Regions from separate parts of the Homo sapiens genome. Here region 2 is linked to region 1. A link is a loop called in an ENCODE intact Hi-C map of the cell type or tissue named here. Cell type or tissue: MCF 10A. All regions are shown on one strand. Each heading gives the region's core, and the rest is flanking DNA. Links, peaks and the distances in the headings are about the cores only.

The links. A loop is a pair of places that touch in the nucleus more often than their neighbours do. Peaks named below come from ENCODE experiments on the same cell type or tissue, not always from the same donor. Only the 100,000 strongest peaks of a DNase experiment are listed, where the experiment ranks them.
Region 2: it touches region 1 in a loop (9-fold over the local background); 3 of 110 quality-filtered maps call a loop at or near these places.

The regions. Positions count from the first base shown.
Region 1 is chrX:43,747,811-43,753,193 of GRCh38, forward strand. No RefSeq gene overlaps it. Among named protein-coding and RNA genes, the nearest start is that of MAOA, 94 kb to the left of the region's middle. In MCF 10A, for the core only: a CTCF peak has its summit at 2,781 (motif pointing left); a DNase peak (open chromatin) is centred at 2,741.
Region 2 is chrX:43,936,311-43,941,693 of GRCh38, forward strand. No RefSeq gene overlaps it. Among named protein-coding and RNA genes, the nearest start is that of NDP-AS1, 11 kb to the right of the region's middle. In MCF 10A, for the core only: a CTCF peak has its summit at 3,103; a DNase peak (open chromatin) is centred at 4,691.

The DNA.
Region 1 (5,383 bases), core at 255-5,254:
ATCAGAATTGGAAGGAACCCTGGAAATAATTCAATCTCTGTCTCAATGAATGAGCCCCATCTACAGAAAACTAACAGAAAGATCAAAGGGAAAAATAAGCATTTCTAAAGAGGAGTCCTAAATTCAATGTCTTCAGGAGTTGGGCAGCTAAAAACGAACAGCAGCAGACATAAGACATTTGGGAATACTGAGGACTGGCTGACCTAGGAAGTATGTGCCCTTCTAAAGAGCATTTATATTCAAATTCCTTGAAAAGATTGCTGATCAATTAAAACACATTTGGGGTGGGTGCAGTGGCTCACACCTCTAATCCCAGCACTTTGGGAGGCCGAGGCAGGTGGATTATTTGAGGTAAGGAGTTCAAGACCAGCCTGACCAACATGGTGAAATCCTGTCTCTACTAAAAATACAAAAATTAGCCCAGCGTGGTGGTGCATGCCTGTAATCCCAACTACTTGGGAGGCTGAGACAGGAGAATCACTTGAACCTGGGAGGCAGAGGTTGCAGTGAGCCGAGATCGCGCCATTGCACTCCAGCCTGGATGACAAGAGCAAAACTCTGTCTCAAAAAATAAAAGGCCGGGCACGGTGGCTCACGCCTGTAATCCCAGCACTTTGGGAGGCCAAGGCGGGCGGATCACGAGGTCAAGAGATCGAGACCATCCTGGCCAACATGGTGAAACCCCGTCTCTACTAAAAATACAAAAATTAGCTGGGCGTGGTGGCAAGTGCCTGTAGTCCCAGCTATTCAGGAAGCTGAGGCAGGAGAATCGCTTGAACTAGGGAGGCGGAGGTTGCAGTGAGCCAAGATCGTGCCACTGCACTCCAGCCCTGGTGACGGAGTGAGACTCTGTCTCAAAAAAAATAAAAAAATAAAAATAAATAAAATAAATAAAAATAAAATAAAATAAAAAATAAAACACATTTGAAGGCTTGGTTCACATGTCCAAGTTGTCTTCAAGTCCTTGATAAAGAAGTGCAAGGTTTGGTTTTGCATCACTTAAATGATGTATTTTCCATCACTTACAAGTTCTTTTTGGATGTCTGATTTTCTGAGAAATAAGCACAAAGATCAGCAACCACTTTGTAAAACTACCTGGAGTGAGTAGGAGAGGCCTGGGTTGGAATGGCAAAAAAGAAAAACAAAGACAGAAAAAAGTCTTCTTAGACCAGAAATCTCCCTTAAGAAATTACCCTTCCCCAGCCCAGCATACCGTGGCAGTGTTTATCTCCTGCTATGTGAATGTCACGATTGACGAGAGCAGTGTCAGACTTTATTGGAAAAACCACATATTTGCAGTGAGATAGAAATCACCGCTCTTCTATTAACATTTATTCTGTGCTATGATATAATTTCAGCAAACAGGACATCAACATTGAGTGTATTAATTTTTTCAAACTATACTCCTTGCTTTACACTGAGGTGGTGGTAAATGTGCAAGGCATGCCCCTTAGCCTAAGGAAGCTGACTGAGACATTAGAGGAAGAGGATGAAAACAAAGGAAGGTACTAGGTAATAGTAACAGTTCTCTTTCCTCTATCAGAGCCCAGGGCTTGGCTCTCTTCCTTGATCAAGGCCATTCTTTTCAGAGTTTGAAGGCAAAAGCAGGTCTCAAAGTGACAGTAGATGTGAACTGGTTGTCTCAGCCTGGAGCCAAGTTTCTGAAAAGCAGCTTTGGAAGCCTCATGTGAAAAAGCTGGCTTGAGGAAACTTGCCATTCATTCAAGGTGGGCTGTGGGCCCTTCAAGTAAGACCTCCCCTTAATGCACGTGTGATCCATCAAAGGCTACTATTTATTTACACTCCAAACAGTAACACCTCAATGGGAACCAGGTTTTCCTATTAATGGGCCTCATATATTTTCCACAAACCACCGAGGTCTATGGGTGAAATAGAGTGGAGGAAAGAGGTGTGGGTGTGTGCTGGGGGATGGGGAGGTAGGGACAGGGAAAGAGACGAAGATTGGCGGGGGTGGGGTGCTTAAAGGTCCACAGAGTAGTGCAGTAATGAGAATCTTGATGGATTGATATAGGGCACCCCTGCACCTTGTGTCATTTACTTTTTACATGCCCCTAGATAAGTACTGTGGCTTGAAGTACCTGTCTTACAGAATTGATGGGAAAACAGAGATAATGCAGGTAACGGCTTAATGCAGCAAGCACTCAGTAGGCATCAGCTCTTCTCCATCAACCTTTTAGAATAGCAGAAAGGAAGCACTGCTTAAGTTTTGCGAGCAGTTATTACCTTGAATTTCTTACAATCATTCAACACCTACTTATTGAGCACCTACTATGTGGTAGGTAGGCACCATGCTGTGATTCAGCAGTGTACAAGACACAGCCCACCTCATGGAGCACACAGTTGATTGTAGATACTGTGGAACACATTAATTGTGGCTCTGGTCAGTGCTATTACAGAAAAGCATGAGGTGCTAGGAATGCAGGGGAAGCACGATTTAAGAGGAAGTTACCAGAATCCTCAGGCCTCCATAAGCATCACTGTGTGGCAAGAGACTAAGGACACCACATAGTGAGACAGGAAGTAAAAAATAGAAATGGCATGACTAAATGGTAAAGAAAACCACATCTGCAACTAATAAGTGCTGACTGTTAAGTCCTATTTGTCCCATTGACCGTAGTTCACCCCATCAGTCTTTTACTGTTCCCCTGTCTGCCCAGCCCTTCTCTGCACTTGGAGCTCTTTAACGACTGTGATTGACTATCTTCCAGCACCTGTGCTAGGGGGCGGCCCCAATTTGTTTTAAAAGAGTGCCATCTTCTGGCCAATTAGTGTTGTTTCCTTCTAGTGGAAATCCTAAAGTATTCAAGACAGCCTCGCTCTTGGGGAAACTAAGAAGCGTCACCTCCACCCAGAATTTCCTCCAACACATTTGCCTGCACTCTCTTACTTTGTTTTCAGTTGTGACATGGATCAATATTGATATCTAATATTTGCAGCCTTTCCTCTGCCCTAATCTCTCAGGAAGGTTTTTTGTTAGAACTTCTTGGTTTTTCAGCCTCTGTTGTGTGCATCTGGGTAATGGGTGAAAAGAACATCGATGGGAGATGAGACAGGTGGAATTGCTTTCACCTTAGAAAGGGCAGGGAAGTAATCTGGGGAAAGCAGGAGAAGGGAGCTGGGGAGAGGAGAAAGTTTCAGAAAGGCAACTTGGGGCTGTGGAGGAGTGCAGCTGGACAGAAGAAGGGGTTTTCTCTTTCGATTTTATTTTAAGTTCTGGGATACATGTGCAGAACATGAAGGTTTGTTGCATAGATATACATGTGCCATGGTGGTTTGCTGCACCTATCAACCCGTCATCTAGGTCTTAAGCCCTGCATGCATTAGGTATTTGTCCTAATGCTCTCCGTCCTCTTGCCCCCTCAGGCCCTGGTGTGTGATGTTCCTCTCCCTGTGTCCATGTGTTCTCATTGTTCAACTCCCACTTATGAGTGAGAACATGCAGTGTTTGGTTTTCTGTTCCTGCGTTAGTTTGCTGAGAATGATGGGAGAAGAAGGGGCTTTCAAAAGCTGTTTTGACAACCTAAGGAGATGGAAGGAAAGAAGGAAAGAAGGAAGGAAGGAAGCTTCCTAAGTTTGGCTAGGAGTTTTGTGGTATAGTAAATATTTACATTACTTTTAAGATTTGGGCGTCAAAATTGTGTTTCTTTTAGGCACTGTATAGTGCTTGGACCACCTTAGAGGTCCTCAGAGCACCCTAGATTATTTGGGGCTGTACAAATTCAGAAAACATACACCTAATAGTGGCTGGCATCTGGAATGGTACATAAGTGTCCCGTGGGTTCACTATATGGGATTTCAGTGGAACTAAACCTTGGCAACTCTGTCTTCAGCAAGATCAACATCTAAGCTGGTAAACTGTGTACCCCATGCCAGACATACACTAAATATGTAATACATCTGGCAGTGAATTAGGTTTACATTAAGAAAATGAGCAAAGGAGGTCTGTTTGCCTGGTGTCGTGTATTCATCTGGCTACTATAGACTATTCTATCACATCAACTAGCAAACATGGAAGATGCAGGTATGAGGTCCCTAGATGAGTCCAATGAGGCAGCTGGTATTAGATGGGCCTTATATTTAGACTGTGTAGAGCTGGCTGGAGGATACATCTGAAAGGTAAGTCCACTGAGAGATGGGGCCAGTTCAGACAGGCCAAAGGGAGTGAGGGTAAGTCAGCTTCTCCCTCAAGCAGCCTGACCACCTTTGCTATATCAGCCATTTTAATTTTGTTGGCTGTATTAATGTCCTATTGCCCCTGTAGCAAAATGGCACAAGCTTAGTAGCTTAAAACAACACAAGCTTATTATTTTACAGTTCTGGAAGTCAAAAGTTCAAAATGAGTCTTACAGGGCTAAAATCAAGGTGTTAGCAGGAATGGTTCCTTCTGGAAGCTCCAAGGGAGAACTCATTCCTTGCCTCTTTCTGTTTCCAAAGGCTGCTAGCATTCCTTGGCTTGTGGCTGCATCACTCCAATCTCTTGTTTCCATGGATGCACCATCTCCTCCTCACTTTGAGCCTCCTGCCTCCCTCTTAAGAGAACCTTTGTGAGTACATTGGGCCCATGAGGATTATCTCCCTATTTTATAATCCTTAATCACATCTGCAAAGTCCCTTTGCCATGTAAGGTAACATATTCATTTGCCCCAGAGTTAGGACGTGAACATCTTCAGCCAGGCTATTGTCTAGCCTACCATATGGGCCTCAATATTTTTGAAAACCAAGAGTTAAATGCCACAATTGGTCTGTCCTTAAATCCCTGCTGTTCCAGGCACCTGAATTTGGAGCAGCAAGTAGAACTTTTAATGATTTAAAACCACATGGCTCTGCCCTGCTTCCACCAATGCCTACCCTCTTCCCTATCACACACACACCCCAATATAGCTTCTATCCAGCTTTGTCTTCTACAAAGCCTGAAAAGGCTTGCATCTGGGATCCTGAGAAGCAAATGTATTTGTCTTACATAAGCACGAAACTAGATTCCAAGTTTGTACCTTTAATAAACGACAGAAGAGAAATTTCTATTCTTTAACCCCAATAACTGAATTTCTTTCAGACTCTGCACACAACTGAATACTGGACTTTCACATGAACCTGCTCAGGCATCCCTTTAGATGGCCAAGCCCCAAAGCAAGAGTATCCTACCAGGCACTTGCCAACCATTGACTTCCCAAAAGATCATCAGAAAACATGTCAATCAAGAAAAGCTAAGTTTATCAGACACATTGCATAAGGAAGAACATCGCATTGACAGTCTTACTAGTGTCTCAAAGTGGAAAAATTGGGGGAGGGTTCACAGGGTTTTCAATTTGGGGGTTGTTTTTAAGGCAGATCTTGCAAGGCAAAAAACTGGTTGGAATTGGAA
Region 2 (5,383 bases), core at 71-5,070, 190 kb after region 1:
CTCTACTAAAAATACAAAATTTAGCCAGTTGTGGTGGGGCACCCCTGTGGTCCCAGCTACTCAGGAGGCTGAGGCAGTAGAATTGCTCGAACTTGGGAGGAGGAGGAGGAGGTTGCAGTGAGCTGAGATCCCACCACTGCACTTCAGCCTGGGTGACAGAGTGAGAGTCTGTCTCAAAAAACAAAAAACAGAGAGAGTCTCGCTCTGTCACCTCCTCTTCCCAAGTTTGAGCGATTCTACTGCCACAGGCATGTGCCACCACAACTGGCTAAATTTTGTAATTTTAGTAGAGACAGGGTTTCACCATGTTGGCCAGGCTGGTCTCCAACTCCTGACCTCAGGTGATCCACTTGCCTCGGCCTCCCAGAGTGATTTTTGTATATGGTGTAAGGAAGGGGTTTAGTTTCAATCTTCCACATAAGTCTAGCCAGTTATCCGAGCACTATTTATTAAATAGGGAGTCCTTGGCAAGGCAAGTCAGACCCTGCCTGCTTTCCCATGTCATATTTATGCTCCTCCATCCCCTGCCCAGCTTCTCACTTCCCAGTCTGTGTGGCTGCCAGCTGGATGCCAGCTCCTCCACCTCCCTTATGTGTTTGGCACCATCCAAACCCTCTTCTTCACCTGGCTCTCTTTTGCTCGTCCTTCAAGTCTCAGCCTGAATGTCTCTTCTTTGGAAACCCCATGTTCCAACTAAATTCGTCCCCTTTCCCTGAAAAAAAACTCTCACAGCATCCTATAGTTTTCAGGTTGAATCCACACTGAAATTCTGATCCATATACTTACTGCCTTTGGGCACTGCTAGACTCTCGGTTGCAGCTTTTAGGGCAGGAACAACCTCACCTGAGTGGTAATTTACCGTTCAACCAGGTCATTGATGGGAGTTTTCTGAAACAGCAAGCAAGTCTCTTGTGATTTTCTGAAATTCAGGAGGAAGACCACAAGTCACATCGCAGACCCCCAGGACTAATTTCCAATGACTGACATTCAAGCCAAAAGAATACAATCCCTCTCCACCTCATATGACCACACCTCTCAACGCAGTGCCCTCTCCACCCAGCTCTGTATCAGGGTGCAACTCTTTGGCCAAATTTCTTCATCTATGCAAGATTTCTGAAGATTAGCAGGACTGTAATGTTTTAAACAAATGGAACCAGAGCAATTGGATAAAATTTAAAAAAAGAACTTCGACCTCTACACCATTGACAAAAATTTATTCAGAATAGATCATAAACCTGAATATAAAGCCTGGAGCTATAAGATTCCAGAAGAAGACATAGGAGGACATCTTCATAACTTTGGATCAGACAAAATTTCCTACACAGGACACAAAAAGTCCTAACCATAAAGGTTTTGGTTATTTATTCAAAAAGGTCATTTACTCTGCCACACACGTCAAGCTGGTGTCTCCTATATGATATATTTGCTGTGCTGATACTTAAAATTTGATTTGTGATATAGCCTCTTTCAGTTTTGAAAATCCTAAATCTTAAACAGTTCATATTTATTAACATCACCAGTAATGTATCCTAGTGGATCCTGGATCAGAGGGAAAAATATTGTTACAAGTTCATCAATGAGACAATTGCTGAAATTTTAGTATCATTTTACCCTGGTTATGTAAGAGAATGTCCTTGTTCTTAGGAAATGCAAGATGAAATATCGAGGAATAAAGGGATATTATAATGCTGTTTACTGTCAAATAGTAACATATATATAACATACATGTATTATATATATAGTGGGAATATGTGCTTGCATATACATATATTTATATATAAATAATGCTGTTTACTGTCAAATAGTAACACACATATATAAAACAAGGGGATATTATAATGCTGCTTACTGTCAAATAGTAATTATATATATATATAGAGAGAGAGAGAGACAAAGGAAGAAAATACTGCAAAATATTAACAATTGAGGAACCTAGGTGAACAGCATATGGGTGTCCTTTTACATTTTTGCAACTCTTCTGTAAGTCAGATTTTTTTTAATTTTTAAAAACTGAAAAATTCCATTGGAATTGAATTGAAATCTATCTCCTCAAGATTTCCATCCCTTTGAATCTAATTCCACCCCGACATGAACTTTCTGGAAAAAATATTTTTTTCCACTATAATAGAAATCCAGACATTATAATAATGGCACCATGATCCTCCCAAACCTTTTTCTTGTTCAGTGTTCTGGATGGGAACTTCACCTCCATCCTGACTTTTGCCCCCTTCTTGCTCCTGAGTCGTTCTTCTAATCAGAGTGGAGATACATATACATGCAAGCACACATTCCCATAAGCACCATGTATCTATATTAGGTGTGACATCTGACTTTGGAAACCTATGTCAGCTCCCACATGTGCAGAGCCATCCATGTGAATGGACAAGAAGTTATTTTCCTTCCTGCAGAGAAAACGTCATCAATGTCCAGGGCTTCTCAATGCATAAGAAAAATTGGATAGCAAAGCATTGTCTCTTTTGGCAGGACTCTGAGACTGATGGAGTCTCAGGAACTCACAACGTGTGGAAAAGAAAAAGAAAGAAGACATAAAAGCCTGTTGTAGAAATGTTGCTATAGTGTGATGTGCTCTTCCCCATCCCTCTTTTCAGAGCAAGAAAAAAATGAATGATGCTAGAATTTTACCAGTTCTTTCTTAATTGAATGAATGAGGCTTTCCTGAAGAAAATTGTTCCACAAAATGAATGGCTCCAACGCACAATCCAGCAACATAATCAGACATTATGAACCAAGATTGCCACAAGCTCCAGTCAATACACAAAGACACAAGATAAATCTGAATCCAGAGGATGTATATTCGTGTTTAAAGTATTGACTGATGGCATGGATTGCATGAGACCTGCCCAGAATAACTTGGTACATTTAGCATCACCAAAACTTTGCTGTGGCAACCAATGCCCCAGAAATTTATTCTTGTCAAGATGCCTCCAAATCTGTGAATGGGTTTCCCTGACTGGGCACAGGATGTTTGAAATATAGCTAGACTCTTGAGGTCTCATCCACCTCTTTGATTTCAAGTTTAAAAGAGTACTTGCAGATTTTGTGTTATAGTAGACCATTAGCACCATCTAAAGGCTTCATACCAAATGTCTTGACTGTCAATGTGCATGTTGCTCAAAATGCTTTTTGCTCTGATGATATAATTATTTGGGAGACTGATACTCTGAAAACTTTTGCCTACCTGGAATGACACAGTAGGCCCCTACTGTATACTATGTGTCTGTGACTTAGGTTGTATTCCTGGAGAAGTGCATGTTGTCTGTAGCGCTTGCCTGTTTGAAAGAGGTAAAAGCGTAGTCCATGTGTATCAGAAGCTGTGTTGGCCTAAATTCACTCTGAAATTGAGCCTTATCTAAACTTGGCCATGAGTGCAGGAGTCAGGGGGGCAGGGTTGGGAAGAAGAATGGGGCAGACATCCAATAATAACCATTAGCTTGGGCCTGAGCGATTGAGGCTCCAGTCCTGCATTACTGTGTCCTAGGTTTGTGACTTTAACCTCTTTGAGCCTTTCATTTCTAAAGCAAGGCCATTATCTCTAGGGGCCCCACCAATTCTGCCATCAGTGTGGCCCTGGGTTTTGGGAAGATTATATAGATGGCCCGGTCCCTTACCTCTCTTTCATATCATTGCGGGGAGCAAAATAAAATGACCCAGGCAAGTCTTTGTTATACAATTCTTAAGCTCAGCCAACTTTCACTGAAATTATTTGGACTCAAGGCCAAGAGAAGTCTGACTTAAAATTTCCTCGGGAAGTTTTAATTTTATAGGGGCCCCGGTGTTTCGTTGGAGTCCCCAGAGTCCCTGGAAGCTCATGTGCTCCCAAAGACGTTTTAGAAATACACGCTGGTTTTATAAAAGACTTGGGTGGCATGTGGTTTTTAGAAGAAATTTACCTTTGATCCTGACCAGGTACTTTGATGTAGTCATCCAATGGGAAAGTGCCTTGTATAAGGGTCAAACCCAGGTAGGTGTGAGGAGGGAGGGTGGATGAAACAACAAGGAATCTTAAGCTTAGTAGACACAGAGATCTGTGGTCGAAGTTTACCCCTGTCCTTTACTGGCTGTGAGACTTGGGGAAAATCATACAACTTCTCTAGGCTTTGGTTTCCTTGTCTGTAAGATGTGGTTAACTAAAAAGATTTTAGGCTCAGCGGTGATTCAGGCCTGTAATCCTAGCACTTTGGGAGGTTGAGGCAGGAGGATCACTTGAGGCCAGGAGTTCAAGACCAGGCCGGGCAACATAGCGAGACTTTGTCTCTACAAAATTTAAAAAATAGCTGGGCATGGTGGTGTAGGCCTGTAGTCCCAGCTACTTGGGTGGTTGGGGAAGGAGGACCTCTTGAGCCCAGGAGTTTGAGGCCGCAGTGAGCTATGATTGCAACGTTGCATTCCAGCATGGGAAACAGAGTGAGACTGTCTACACATAAATAAATAAATCTTTAAAAAATTGTTGAGAAGATTAAATTAGTGTATCTATCCTGTCTAGCACCATCCTTGATACAAAGTAAAGATTCTATGAGGGATGTCATTGACTTCTTATCTTAAAAGCAGACACTCCTGTTTAAGGCAACACACTGCACAAAGAAAGGCTGAAGGCTCTCGCTTATGAAAACAGGCCCCAGCAATAGATTGCGAGTCTAGATTCAACAAACTCTTGCCAGTTTCCTCTGACTCACAGCCTGGGGCCTTGCCTTTGTCTTTCAAAATGTCCTCTCTGCCCACTGTTTCTGAGTATCTGCCATGGCTCTGCATTTCCCCTGCATGATCCTGCTTCTCTGCTTTCAGCACAGGTGGCTTTTGCTATCAGGGTATTTGAAGTTTTCCTTTGATGGCCCTGCAACTAAGCAACTTAATTATGGATGAGCACTCTGACTAAATGCTTGTATCTCTCTTTCTTTTTTAGTCAAATACCCCTGGCATATATCCAGGGCTTCAATGCACAAAAGCAAAGGGAAAGCTGACCCACCCACCACTGAACAACCCCCAATCCCTTCCCATCCATCTGCTGCTTGGAGCCTTTGTTAGAAGGGAAGAGGGAGGAAGAGTGAGCTAGGAGGAAATGAAAAGGAAAAATGAGACACATTTCCATAAAATATGGAATTTAATATTTTAAATTCTCAAGATGAATGATGCATTATCAGCAATGCTACTGTATGTAAAATAATAGAGCTAACTATGTTCTGATATTGGTCAAACCAGTATTTTAATGAGATTACTAGACTACTCCCATTTTTAATCACATATATAAAACATCACCCAGGCACAACCCTTGAAAAGAAGAAAAGGCAAAACAGAGAAACCCAAAAAGTAAGATATAAGATTTCTTACTGGTGAAAATAAAACGGGAACAGATTTTTCTAAAGTA